Regions from separate parts of the Homo sapiens genome. Here regions 1 and 2 are each linked to region 3. The links are chromatin contacts, found by Hi-C or POLR2A ChIA-PET in ENCODE. All regions are on one chromosome and are shown on one strand. The core of a region is the stretch at or near the end of the contact, and the rest is flanking DNA. Distances in the headings are between cores, read along the strand shown.

The links. Hi-C counts contacts between places; a loop is a spot of excess contacts on that map. ChIA-PET counts read pairs that join two places held with the same protein, here RNA polymerase II (POLR2A). Pooled maps may share reads with other maps.
Region 1: a loop to region 3 is called in a map of B cell, with 8 times the contacts of the local background. The contact joins the promoter of ERBIN here to the promoter of PIK3R1 in region 3. A Hi-C loop is called at or near these places in 1 of 168 maps with a recorded cell type or tissue (B cell) and 11 of 50 pooled maps. POLR2A ChIA-PET finds 5 or more read pairs at or near these places in 1 of 52 experiments (activated T-cell).
Region 2: a loop to region 3 is called in a map of CD8-positive, alpha-beta T cell, with 10 times the contacts of the local background. The contact joins the promoter of SREK1 here to the promoter of PIK3R1 in region 3. A Hi-C loop is called at or near these places in 3 of 168 maps with a recorded cell type or tissue (B cell and CD8-positive, alpha-beta T cell) and 8 of 50 pooled maps.

What each region holds. Positions count from the first base shown.
Region 1 is chr5:65,925,199-65,929,892 of GRCh38, forward strand. It overlaps ERBIN (erbb2 interacting protein), which reads left to right and starts at 1,377. Exons shown (of 26, transcript NM_001253697.2): 1 at 1,377-1,608. RefSeq lists enhancers at 1-101, 726-1,350, 1,311-1,530 and a silencer at 141-1,230.
Region 2 is chr5:66,142,879-66,147,283 of GRCh38, forward strand. It overlaps SREK1 (splicing regulatory glutamic acid and lysine rich protein 1), which reads left to right and starts at 1,422. Exons shown (of 12, transcript NM_001077199.3): 1 at 1,422-1,659. The coding sequence starts at 1,499. RefSeq lists a silencer at 1,203-1,272 and enhancers at 1,453-1,732, 1,993-2,052, 2,113-2,162.
Region 3 is chr5:68,212,193-68,217,257 of GRCh38, forward strand. It overlaps PIK3R1 (phosphoinositide-3-kinase regulatory subunit 1), which reads left to right and starts at 3,564. Exons shown (of 16, transcript NM_181523.3): 1 at 3,564-3,757. RefSeq lists silencers at 2,741-2,960, 3,181-4,280.

The DNA of each region.
Region 1 (4,694 bases), core at 127-2,626, 2.3 Mb before region 3:
GCTGCACCGCGCTGCCGCTGTGGTTTCCTGCGACCTGACCGTGCCATTAGAGGAAGTTGGAGTGCTGCAGCTGCAAGAGATACCTGCTGCCTTCAAATCAGGGCTGGACTCCAACAACCCCTGTGCACCGATTACTGTCGTACAAAGAAACTCCATCGGCCGGCGCGGCGGAGGCCTGTGGGCTCTCTATCTCTCTGGCTGGGCGCTGGGCCGCGAGCAGACAGCAGGGTCGGCGTTGCCAGCGTTCCCCACCCTGGGGGGCTCGGGAGTCCGGGAGTGCGGGGTCGGGGAGCGGGCAGGGAGCAGCGGGCAGGCCTCGAGGGGCCTGGGCCAGAGTGGGCCTCACGGCGCGCCTTGCACGCGAACCCACGGCCGCCGGCTGCCCCTCCCCCGGCCCCCGGCCCGCTGCCCCCAGCCGCCGACGTCGGCCCGCACCGCCCCCGCGCGCTGACTGGCCCGCGCAGGCCTCCTGCCCGGCTGTTGGCGGTTGGGGCGAAGCCGGCGGGAGGCCGCCCCGCCCCCGCCCCCGCCGCAGAGTCGCGGCGCGCAGCCTCTTCACCCGTCGCGGCCGGGGCGGTGGCGCTGTTGCCGCCGCGGCCTGTGAGGCAGTAACTCCCCTCCGCCCCTGCCCCATTCCTCCTCCTTTCTCTCCGCTCCCTCCGTCCTCCCTCCCCTCGCCGTCTCTCGCTCGAGTGAATGTGGCGCGGCGGCGCGGGACGCAGTCTCGGCCCCTGCCGCGGCCCCGCAAGCTCGTGAGGAGACGGAGCTGCCTCCTGCTCCCGCCCCCTGCGCGTCTCGGGGAGCCACCGCCGCTGGCGAAGGAGAACAAGCAGGGCAGCGGAGGGACGGTGGCGGGAAAACGGGAGAGGGAGGAGAAGAGGGTTCGAGGGCGAGTAGGGAAAGCGGGGAGGGACGGACGGAAGGACGGACGGCCCGACGGACGGCCCGGGGAGGGGGCCGCTATTGAGCCTGCCCGACTCCTCGGCTCCGGCTCCGGGTGGCGGCGGCAGCGGCGTCGCGGACGAAGGGCGCGGCAAGCGCTATCGAGACAATAACCCTGCCGCCCGGCTCTGGGGGCAACGGAGAGGAAGCGGTGGCGGCCTAGCGCGGCCGAGGCTCGCCGAGCGCCCGGGCAGCGTCCTCGCCCCCGCCGGCCGGGTGCTGCTGCCGTCCGGTGTGCCGGGCGCGCCGGTTGCCCGGAACCCGAGGCTCCCGGCGGCCGTCCCCTCCCCTCCCCCTCTCCGGTGCGCGCGGAGCTGGTTTTCCGGGTTCCCCTGGACGGAGCTGGATCCTGCTTCTCGCCAAGGCAGGAAGTGAGTTTCGCACTGCAATTCCGGGCGGTGTCACGAGTGAAAAGTTTTGTTTTTTTTTTTTTCGGCGGAGATCCTCGTTGGGGCTGGGAAACTCCTGCAAAACTCGAGACCAGGAAGCCAGCCCGCACCCCAACCCCCACCAAAGCCACCTACTCTTCTTCTGTGGGAGGCCAGTCCACATCCGCTCTCACCCGAGAGAGATATTCAGCTGGATCCAAAGTGACTGATGAAGGGAAGGAAATCATGTCAAGCGAAGCCTTGAAAAAGCTGCCCTGAGACGGTGTCCCGCCGAAAGGTAATTTTCACGAAAAGTGTCTCTGAGTCACAAAGTTCATGGGACTTTGTGACTCGGAAAAGAGATGATTCTTTAGTGTTTTTCACTCTTCTCCAAGTTGCCCTAAACCCTCCTTTTCTCATATCGAAGCGGTTAATAATTGAGGGGCTAAATAATCGAACTGCACCCCACCGCGTCCCTTCTCCCCCCTGCCCCCCCCACCATCTGGACTTTGAATTTTTTGGAAGAGGTTGTAAGAATGCGGTGGGACGAAAAGTTTTTAGTAATCCGAAGAACGATTGCCTTTGTTCAGCACAGGGGCCAGAAGTTTTGGCTTTCTGGAACGTATAGAGTGTATATTAAGTTGCTCAGCCAGGCACCTTCTGTTTGGGAAGAAAGTTTGGTCGCTGCAGTGAGTGATTTGCTGTTATTGAGATGGCTGCCGCGTTTGTTTATACTCATACCGATTATATTGGCGCTTGCGTTAATTGTATATAGAGGTATTTATTTTTATTTTTTTATTTCCAACCCTGATCAGTATATTTAGTTAGATTTTAGAAACCAAAAAATCTTGCCATTCTTAGTTGTTTTTCAGGGTGAGTAATATATTTCTTTAGTTGTGTGTAGTGTGTGTTTTTCAGACGTTTAGCGCCGTATAACTTGTTTAATTAATTGAAAGCAAGGATCGACTAGGCTTTTCTTGTAACTGATCCATTACGAAGAAAAAAGGAGTAAGGACTAAGAATAGGGAGAGATAATTAAACAACATTAACAACCTGTAAGACGTTTAATAGGACTTCTGTACAGTTCAGAACAGACGATGGGAGGGGAAGTAAAACGCTTAAAACGATTTTCAAGGGAATCACAGTGATTGTGATAAAAAGCTGTGCTTTTCGAGTAGTATGGTCTTTACATTTTTGTGTTGTCCCAAATGTTTTTGGTCGGTTCTGCATAAATAGTGATAGGTTCTGCCTACATCTGTGGGGGCAGGATTCATGAAGCATGGCAGACATTCCACCAGTCAGAGCTATGAACACTTCTGAACCAATGGGGACTAGTTTTGATAGCAGTAAACCCAAAGTTTTTTTCAGTGGTGTTTTAGTCTTTTTCTGTTTACTTTTTTTCCCGGTATTTTTGCGGTACAGGGAGGTGAAATACAATACTGTACTTTTGAATATATATTGAATAAATTTGGTAATCCTGTTGGTAGGTATATCCTAAATATATATTGATGTTTAGATTGCCTATGCTGTCTCACGTAATGACCGGAAACCCGAGGAGAGAGTTGATTTTCTTTAGTTCAAAGAGAAAAAATAAGTTTTAAAGATCAGGATCAAATTATTTCACAATTTGTTCTTTGCTACTTCAGCTTCATTAAGTACATCTCCAAAGGCAGTCCTTTATTTATTACTGTAGTTTTGATTTTTTTTTTCCTCCCCGGGGCATGGTCTCAGGAGATTCTTTTTTTTTTTCATTGTTGGTAAGATTTGTGAACCATGGAATAATTCTTGTTAAGTCAAACTAGCTTTATCAAAGAATTTAAAGTGCATAACTCATCTACTTTATGATTTTGGAACGTATCATTAGGCTGCAAAAGAGGTTATTCTTGGGCATCTGAAAGAGGTGAACAAAATAAATGGCATTGAACTTCAGTTTCCTTATATGGCTTATACTTGGCTTCAAAAGCAACAAAACCTTAATAGAGCAAGTCCCTTACAGAGAATTATCGCTTTATGAAGATGGTTATTTATTAGTAAATTTTGTATAAAAAAAGTATTGTAGCACTTGAAAATGACTATTTAAGCCTCTATTTTTAGATTTAGTTCTTGATTTTTTTTCTCAGGAGAAGAGTAGTATGTTTCGATGCAGACAACACGTTTTATGAAGTGAGGTGTTCACCTTTGTGTTTCTTTTTTTTCTCCTCAACAAGGCATAATTTACTTCGTAGTTTTCTTGGAATTCTGTTAGTTTATCACCGAATTAACTTAAATTTTAGGTTTTATACTATTGTGAAACTATAAGTATTTTCGAAGCTTTGTTTAAACTGTGACAAAGGTTTGAAAAGAGGTTAATAGAGGAGTCATCCGTTAAAATATTTTTAAATGGCTTCAAAATTTGGATATTCTTCTAGTATGGTGTGGATTTTCAAAGATTAAATTGGCAAATAGAGAGTACTTCCAAAGTCTATATTGCACAAAATACACACTTAAAGGCTCTGTTTATTGAAGGTAATCATGAATTTTCAGGACTTCAACTGATTCAAGTAGTACTGTTACGAGGTCTCCTTGCCATTTGAGATCAAACTATTGTAAACTTTATGTATAAAAAGCTTACAGAGGTACAAACATGGAAACCAAATTTTTATTGTATGCTGTTTCTTAATGAAGTGATAACTATAGATACATTAACATATATCATTGGCAAATCTCAAAAATCGATTATTTTACACATTGTTGGTATTGCACTATTAGTAGTAAATAATACCCTTTAAGAAATAGTTAAAAGTTTCAGAAAATAGGTGTATATTTCAAAATTACTTATTTGAAATAATTGCTTACGGATAATACGATTTAGACTTTAAGCTGCTTTTGTTTTGGAAATAGATTATGGCAGTACTTACAGAGTATTTGGGATTATGCAGAATTTTAGTGATGCTGGGTAGCAGTTTCTTTTTTATTTTTCGTAATTGCTGCTTATCCAGATTCTCCTTACATACCCTACTTGGCTGCTTGCATTTTGACTCTTTGCCTTGCTCATTCATTTCTTGAATTTGTTACATGCTTGCTTCCGTTTTCTTTTTCTGGGAATACATCTCTATTATAAACCTCTAAAGATGTCTTTGTCTTTTCCTCTTTTTTTTTTTTTTTTTTTTCGAGATGGAGTCTTGCTCTGTTGCCTAGGCTGGAGTGCAGTGGCACAATCTCGACTCACCACAACCTCCACCTCCCGGGTTCCAGCGATTCTCCTGCTTCAGCCTCCCAAGTAGCTGGGATTACAAGCGCACATCATCATGCCTAGCTAATTTTTGTATTTTTAGTAGAGACAGGTTTTGCCATGTTGGCCAGGCTGGTCTCGAACTCCCGACCTCAGGTGATCTGCCCACCTTG
Region 2 (4,405 bases), core at 172-2,671, 2.1 Mb before region 3:
TGGTAGTTTCTTAGCCTTCATTGCAGTGTGGACTGAATCTGAAACCACATCAATTAAGCACTGAAATCCATCAATCTATCTTGCACATACCAGAGGCTTTTTGCCTTTGTAATGGCACCCACTGGCCATTTGAAAAATAGGTGTCCACTAAGTTGTAAAGATCACAAAAATGTTGACATATTTCATTATATAGTCAAAAATAAATTGTTAATATAATGCTTCTTTTACTAGAAAAGTCTTTAAGTACTGGCAAGCTGTCAAGCTCAAGCTGGTGGATACAAGTGTAATAAAATTTGTATTTTTAGGTGAAAATTCAAAGAATTACACTAGTGCTTTTTCCGGAGACAACCATTTCACTTGGGCATGTAGCGGCAGTAGTTTCCATTTTTTCACACATATTCTTTAAAAGACGTGTAAGCAAGGATGGATTTGAAAAAAAAATACAATTTTTAGTTATTTGTGAAGGACATTTTTAAAGTGAAACTAGCATACTTTAAAACCTTAAATGTTGTATGATGTGAAGAATACAAAATGCAACTACCAGTACAAGACTGGCGCCACTGCCTTGATTGCTGCTAAGGTGTCAGCAGTTTAATCTTTTACGTTACCAGTGCAAATGGCAACAAAGTGAAAAAGGTCAAGAAACTCTTAATATTATTACGAAAATCGTTTTGACCTTGCCAACTTACTGAAAAGGTCTCGGTACCCTTAGGGATCTGCGGAGGGCATTTTGGGAGCAGCTGCCATGGACTCACTACTGTTGTCTCTCATTAGGTTGCAAGTTCTATGTGAACTGTCTTTAACTGTCTGTTACGTGCCCTTGCCTAATAGTGCCTGGGACATAGCACTCAATAAACATCAACACCTGTGGAACGAGGGAATTAAAAACAGGTTATAAACAACCCCTGCACAGCCTTCATCTTACTGCCTCTTTCCTTAATTCAACCTGAACCTACGCATTTTGTAAAATTTTGTTTTTTTCACAATTAGGACGCCTGCCAACTTTTAAAAATAGTTGGAGTTGGGGTGCTGCCTGTATGTGATAAGGCTGCCCTATAGTTTGGTCAAGTGTTCTTCCGTGTTGTCCAAGAGTCATTCCTTCTTTACAGTCCCGCACCAGTAGGCCAGGCCGCTTGGTTTCCCAATCCGAGACCGGAAGGAACCGGGTAGACATGAGCACAAGACTCTCATCGACTTTTGGGGAAAACAAAAACACCGATAAAAATCCAGGCGGTGAAACGAGCAGCAACAGCCCCAGGGACCCGGGAGCTGGAGGCCGCAGCCGCGCGAGAACCGCCGGGTTGCCGGGGCGACGCTTCCGGCTGGCGCGCGCAGCCCCGGGAGCAGGGGAGTTGTGAAATGGGCGGCTAGATCTGCCCGGCGCTGTGAATTCGCCAGCGGGAGCGCGCTCGCGGCCGCGCGTTCTCCGCTTTCCCGGCTCCGTCGCTGACGCGTCGTAGACGTTGGGGAGCGGGAAGGCAACGGCAGCGGGATCGGGATGAACAGCGGCGGCGGCTTCGGTTTGGGCTTAGGCTTCGGCCTCACCCCCACGTCGGTGATTCAGGTGACGAATCTGTCGTCGGCGGTGACCAGCGAGCAGATGCGGACGCTTTTTTCCTTCCTAGGAGAAATCGAGGAGCTGCGGCTCTACCCCCCGGAGTAAGTGCTGGAGCTCGGCTGGGGGAGGGGCGCGGGCGCCATAGAGACCTCGGGAGCCGAGGCGTGGAGGAGAGCGCGGACGCGGGCGCGCGGTGCATGTCACGTGATCGCGCCGGCTTACCTTGGTGCCCATATTTGATTAGGGCACCCGGGTTCCGCCGTCCTGCTCTCCTTAGTCGGATTTGGGGGGTTAACTACTGCACGGAGCCCTTACCAAGGATTTAGAATGGTTGCCCTTTCTGTGCCTCCGGGACTTGTGTTCGCTGCTGGGTCTTCGAATTCCGTGCCCCCACCCTCTTATTTCCCCCCGAACTTAAGATGGCCGCAGGTGGGCCCGGAACAGCCCTCATGGCAAACGTCTCAGAGCGTTTTTCCACTCTGAAAATCGCGGAGACCGCGCCTGAGCCACAGTCCAGTTTTTAAGGCCTTGGTGTCAGGCCGTTTTGCTGACGAGAAAGCCTGCTGCTGGTGACAAGATGGAACTGGGGCTGTGTTTGTTTCCCAGGACGGTCGCACAAACTTAGCATTTTGGTTTATCTAACCGAGCGCATCCATGTTCCCAAAGATCATGTCTGTTAGCCCTTTTGACAGCAGATTAAATTTTCCTCCTGAAAGGTCACACTGTCCCAAAGCTTTCAGAAAAAGTGTAAGTCGGTGCAGGGTTATCCCTCCCGTATACATTTAAAGTCCAGATCTTGGCTGGCATTCACAGCTCGCGGCCACTTCCCAGATAGTGTATTTTGGAATGGTAAAATTTCCCTCGTACGATATTATTTAGAAAACTCGCAAGGGGTTTGTAGGTTGTTCACATTCTTGCACACAAACTTTTTTTCTTTTTTAATGGTAGATCTTACAGTATTAAGATCCTCCGTTTTTTGTTCATTATATCAAAATCCTTTGAGGGAAGGGGTAATTGTTACCCAAGATTTATTTCTTTAAAAAAATTTTGATTTATTTCCTAGTGATGCATTTAGACCTATTTTTCTTTAGTTTTCTATCTCAGGTTATAACAGTGCTGTTGCATAACTATATAAAAGTTGTGTGGATATTTAAAATTTACTTTTTAAGTTTTTCTTCTCTGCTTTTTGTTTTGGAATATTTCATGCATACAGAAAAGTTGAAAGAGTAATACATTGAACATCCATGTTCCTTTTACGAGCATTTTGTCTGTTTTTGGCTACAGTTGATTATTAAAATTTCCCCAGTTATTTTAATAATGCTTTTTTGTCTGCTTTTGATCTAGTATGTAATTAGATAACACTGTCTCCCTTGAATATGCCAAGTAATCCATGTATTAATAGTTATCTCCTTTAATCTAGGACAGTCCCGTCCCCTTTTAAAGATTCTAAAGTCGTGACATTGATATTTTGTTTTGTAGTTCATTTTGTCTTGTAATATGACTCATAATCTGAGTTTATATAGATGAGATATATAGATGAGGTATATAGAGATATGTGTATATATATATCTTTATATTCGTGACGAGATTCAGGTAATACATTTTTGACGAGAATACTGCATAAGTGCACGCACGTACATTTTGATTGATTAACCGTGGCATTATTGCTTTAATTATCTTAACTTTTGGAAATGCTTTCAGCCATCTCAATTTAAGTTCTCAGAACATTTCTTAATAGTTGAGAATAATTGAGAATTGTTTGGGGGAGTGCCGTATCCTGCAGGCATTGGAATCAATCAGTAAAATACTTTGTACATGAACCTTTGTAAATCTTGCTTTCAAGGCTGTGGTAATAAGGTATCTCATAGGTAGAAGAAATATATTGGAGAATGTTCTTCATTATCAACATAATATTTATTTGGTTGAAACCTGGGTTTGGGTGACAACACATTGCCATAACTGACAGTAATGGGCCACTTTTTTGAAATCAGATGTTATTACTTGGAATTTAAAAGTCAAAGAGAATAAAAAGTTCTTCACTTAAACATATGGAAGATTACGGTAGTGTATTTCACAAACTGTAACACATTAAGCAAAATTGTTGCATACGTGTAATATATATAGGCCAGGCAAAATCCTTAACTAGTTTTTCCCTAAGTGCAATACTAGATCCCTCATTCATGTTTTGCAGCAATACTGACATGCTTTATTCACAGGTTTTCTGCTTCGTAATGAAGTTGTCATTGCCTGGTCCTTATATTAGAAGACGTGTTTGCAAATTTGGACTGAAATGGATACAAAATGCAATAGTAGTAGTTGTATTGAAAATATATTGTTTTGCAGTGTCACATAAATTATTTTATGACATCTTTAGAGTTGAGTAGAAATTTAAATTGTTTTAAAATTGGAAATATATTTATTTTCAAATACATATTTCCAGGTATATTGGAAATACATTAATAGAATGTGAAAATAGTTTCTCATTAAAATTTTATGATTGAGCCAGGTGTGGTGGTGTGCACCTATAGTCCTAGCTACTCAGGAGGCTGAGGTGGGAGAACAGCTTGAGCCCAGGAGTTTGATTCCAACCTGAGTAACATATTGAGACCCCTATCTCTTAAAAAAAAATGACTTAAATGACTTAAGTTGCTAATATGAAAATTCAGATTTTAAATTTAATTCTTTTGGCATGATGCAGTGGTTGAGTTTCATCTTTATCTTTTAAACGTTAAGAATTTTTTAAGGCTAGGGAATTCTTGTGAACATTCACTGTAAGCATTAAGAATTCTTATTTGTAGTTTGTCATCCTTTTTTTGTGCTGCCAGTTGATAAATATGTAGAATTACT
Region 3 (5,065 bases), core at 2,314-4,813:
TAAAAATATTGCATAGAAGACCATAGTGTTTTGCCCCAGGGTTGCAAGCATTGATATCTCACCCATTACCAATTCCCAGTCATTGAATGCCTACAGTGTTTGGTTCTGTTAGAGAACAGAACATTTAAAACACTTGACTCTTTAGATCATGAGGCTTACATTCCAAGAAGCCAGTACTCTTCTTGGGTGATTTTTTTTTCCCACTTTATTTTATGATGTGCAGCATCATAACATCACACTAACCTAACCCACATTTCAAAAAAATCACACGAATGTGGCCTAACCTATATTTCTAAAAAAGGTTGAATTCATTGCCAGCATTCAATAATTGGAAAATAGTCCATAAAAATCTGTATTTTCAGCTTCTCTAGGAAAATTGGAAAATTTGGGCTCACATTCCTGTGCGGCAACAATTAGCTAAACTCTAGTTCAGCTGCCCGCTTTAAGACCAGCCATTTGTACTCTACTGTACCCAGAGGGCTTTCCTAATAGCGCCTTTCTTAAGTGGCTCCTCCAAAGCAGTGGTTCCTAAAATCTGGCTTCCCACTGGAATAATGTGAGGAGCTTGAAAAGTTACTAATGCCTGCATTTCACCCCAGAGATTTTGATGTAATCCATCTGGGGTGCAGACCAGGTATTGAGATTTTTATAAGCTCCTCAGGTATTTGCAATGTGTAGAGAAAACTGAGAACCCCTGTCTAAGATAGGGCTTCTCAAAGTTTAACTTGCATAGGAATCACCTGATAATCTTGTTAAAATGCAGATTTTGATTAAGTATGCCTGGGATAGGGCCTGGGATTCTGCCTTTCTAACAAGCTCTTACATAGTGCCAAAGCTGCTGGTCTATGGGCCTCACTTGAGAAGTAAAGGTCTAAGCCATTTGTATTTCACATTGGCTTTGAACCCTAAGATACATTCTTAGGTTTCAAGTCTAATGAAAGCTAATTCTAGCACTCACAATATTGATGTAGCTGGAATGATGATGCCAAATGAGAGTATCCTACCATACTTTGGGGAGAATTCTTTCTCAGCCTATAGCTACTCAGCCTTTCTTGACATTGGGGGGTCCTTGACTTCTTATGCCTTGTATGTGACACCCCTGTATCACCCCTTTCGTTGCAAATTGTACATCTTCTGCTATTTCGAGCTCCTTGCTGGTGTCACTACCTGCTGGCCAACAGTTTGGCCATTACTGATTGAACCATGGTGTTTGGGTACTTAATGTGAGTATTTTATTGCAGAGGTTTTCAATCAGTGTTTCCAGAAGCCTTAGAGTAATAGTTCTGAAACCATAGGGCATGCATCAGATCACTTGGAGAGCTTATTAAAATACAGATTGCTAGGCTCCACCCTCAGCATTCCTGATTCAGTGAGGACAATTTGAATTTCCAACAAATTCTCAGGAGATCCAGATGTTTCTAGTCCAAGGATCCAGAGGTTCTAGACAGAAGGAAGGGAGGTGGTGCAATGGGCCTCTTGGTCTTGTTACATGACTTCTTATCTTATAGTTGTATTTGGGGATTCTAGACTAGATTTTATTAAATAAAAAGATTATTTTTAAAAAAGCTTGAATACTGCTGTTTTGTTGCCTTTGCTTTTGTTTCATAGAAATCAATTGAAGGTGAAAATAAATAAAAATGCTAATACTAGTGATATGGGGAGATATCATCAGTTTAAAACAAATGAAATACTGAATTTATTTAGTATATGAAAAGAGAGCCTTATTTTCTTCCCTTGGGACACTCTTTATGATGAAAAAACGTAAAGGAAATACAATGTATGCTGGAAATAAATTACTAAAGACTGTGTCTAAATGAGGAGGTGCATTTGGGAATTTTATTGTTTTTAGGTTTGCGGGTGAACAGAATCCCACTGCAATAGTGCATAAGACTCTTTCCAGCTATCTCCAGAAGAAGGAGATAACTAGCAAGGTTTTCACTGTTAGAGTTTGTTCAGAGCGGAACCTAAAGGAAATACTGGGAAGGTCACAGCAGTTTCATCTCAGCTTATTGGATTGGATCAAAGTAATTCTACTGCAAGGCAAGGTATATCATTCCATTTACAGACAGAGAATGCATGAAGTCCTTCATTTCACACAGTAGGTGTGAAGAAGGTACCTTGGTAAATTTCCTATTTGCTTTCAGATAAAGTGTATTCTTAAACATGATGTGGGTAGCTGCCTGTTTTTGTGTCGCCTCTGCAAGAGACATCTTGGAATAATAGAAACACCAGTGTCTGAATAGCCTAAAGTGGAGCTTACTTTTCTGTTAGGTGAGTCACCTTTAAAAATGATATTTTTTAAGGATAAGCGATGAATTTTAGGACGTTCTTCCCTCTACTTCCAACGTCCACAAGAATAAACCACCAAATTCAACGTTTTACAGAGGCCAAGTGCTTAGGTTTTGTGTGTTTGTTTTTAAGAGTTTTCTTGCAAGGAAACTGGGAGGGAACTATAAAAGGGCTTTAGGCAAACAGGGTGGGCGGGTGCAGGGCTTTAAGCTGCAGAAAGGAGAATCTGGAAAGAGCTTTTAGGAAGCAGATTCTCACATGTTTTAATATGAAAGAGTGGCACACGTGGTGCTGGCATTCCATCTTACCATCAGTGGAAGGTTTGAACCAACATCAAATTTTTCTGGAGCAACTTAGGTAATTATTACTTGAAGAATATGCATTTCAAAACTAACACCTTTAAGAGACAATGTAATTCACCTGCGCTTCCCCGCCCCCCCCGCCCGCGCCAACCCCACCCCCCGCCAACCCCGCCCCCGACTCCGCGAACGCCGAGGGGCCCGTGGTCTGCCTGAGTGACCTCCATTTGCTCTGTCATCTCAGGACTAGAAGCCATCAGCCAGCGTACGCCCTCAGAAAACTCTCTTCCCTTCTCGCGGGTCCGCCTGGCTCCCGGAGGCGGCGGTGCCAGGCTGCCGGAGTTAGCCAGCGGCAGGCTGCGGGCGCCCGTCCCTCCGGTTCACCCTTTCACCCCTCCTTCACCCCCGGAGCGCCAGGCGGGTGCCGCGGGTTTTCCGCCCACTCGGAAGGCAGTGCTGGCGAGACCAGGAATTGCAGGGCCTCTCCGCTTTGGCGAGCTCTGGAATCCGAGTCCTCCCCACCCCAGCCACTCTGCTGGGGCGCTAGGGGCTCGAAAAAGCCTGGGGTTGGCTGAAAGACACTCGGATTAGAGACGCAGCCAGCCTCCAGGGAGGTCTGAACTTGTCTTCGACCTCCCCGAACCCCTCCGCCTCTGCGCTGGGAGACGCCCAGCAGCCGGGCGGGCCCGGGACGTGTAGAGCCAGAGCACTCCGCAGCGGAGGCAGCGCGCGGCACGGCCGCCCGGGGCATCCCCGCGGCTGGGGGGCGGAAGGCGAGGGCGGTGGCAGGAAGGGTCCGCCAGGCCTGAGCTCGCTCCCCCACTGCCAGCCGCCGGCTCGGAGGCCCGAGCCGTGCGGACGGAAAGGGGCGGAGCCGCGGGCTCTGGTTGGTGTGGGCTCGGGGGCGGGGCGCGCGGGGCCGGGCCGGAGGCGGGGCTAGCGCCGGGCGCTGGAGCTGCGGGCGCACGGAGAGGAGTCGCCAGCAGCTGGAGCGGAGTTGGAGGAAGCAGCGGCAGCGGCGAGGGCGGCAGGCTAGCTGTCGGAGACGGCAAGCACGGATCGGGCACGGCCGGCGGGTCGCAGCCGGGCTGGAGGCCGGTCGGAACCGAGCGGGCAGGAGGCCACCGCTGCAGCGCGGGCCCCGCAGAGGAAGGAAGCCGGCGGGCGGGGTAGGTAGGCAGCAGCAGCCCCGGGTGTGTGTGCTCGGGCGGGGGAGGCGGTGCATGTGTGCACGGCTGCCGCGACTCTCTTCCTGTCACTGGCAGCGGCTTCTCCTTCTGCAGAGCCCCGCCGGGGGGAAGCGGGCTGGCCACCGGCCCTCCCCGCCTCCGGCATCTCCTGGCCGCCGGGCAGCACTACCCCCGCGCGCGGCCGGCGTCCTGTGAGATCCCCGCCATCCTGACTCCCGTTTCCCCCGTCCTCCTGCGAGCTGGTCCTGCACGCCGCCGGTCGCATTTGCCCCCGGAGTTGCCGACGAGCTCGGGCTTCCTCCCACCCTCCGTCACCGCACACTTCGGAGGGTCCCCGCTGTCGCCTTGCTGCAGTTTTCCGGGGCCCCTCACCGGAGGAGAGCGCCCTGGCCGCTGCCTTCGTGTTGCGGGAAGGAGCGCTCCCTTCCCCCGTGGCCCTCCAGCTGCAGCCAGGGTCGCTGCCCGGGCCCTTCCCGGGGCGGGCGAGGCGGCGGTGGTCCCCGGAGCTCGTCCCCTAACCCCCGCCTTCCGAAGTTTGCCGCCCTCCTCTTCCGGGGTGGGGGAAGTGCGCCTCGGGGCGGTTGGTCGCTGGGGCCCTAACTCAGCGTTTATTGCCAGCCAAGCTTGGGCAGGTTGTTGGAGGCATATTTAGTGGGGTCTTGGAACCGCCCGGAAATCCAGCTTTTGGAACGTGGGGCGAGGCGGGAGGGACCTGCCCAGCAATATGGAGCCGGCTGGGGAGAGCCAGGGAGCCTGCAACCCGGAGCTAAAATATCGTGGGCAATTCTCTGGAAACCACAGCTCTAACCTAAGCTCAGAAACTGCCCCTCAGATCACAAGACAAAGAGAACAGAAAACCTCTGGCCAGGCACTCCTGTACAGAAATACACTTTGATAACCAGAATTGGAGCCTGAAATGCAAGGATATATGCAGAATGGCTGTTACGTGTTGAATGCAGAATGTGTGTCAACTGGGTTTGGGGGAATTCTTCTGTTTCCCGGGGCGCTATTAATATCGGAAAGGTCTCACTTCCACCGTTAATCCCTTGAGCTGCAGCGCTGTTGGTGTCCGAGTGTGAGTCTGCTCTTTATTTGGGGGCTTCATGATTTTAGGTTTTTTTTCTTTTTTCTCTTCTTTTCCTCTTTGTCAGCCAGTGCGAAGTACCAATGGATAAAGCAGTTCCGGGTTTTGAATGCAACATAAGATTGTCATTTTGGTGTGATGAGGCTCAAGTTTTAGTAATCAGGAGGGATATTCACAGAGCTTATTGGTCAAGGCTTGATGTG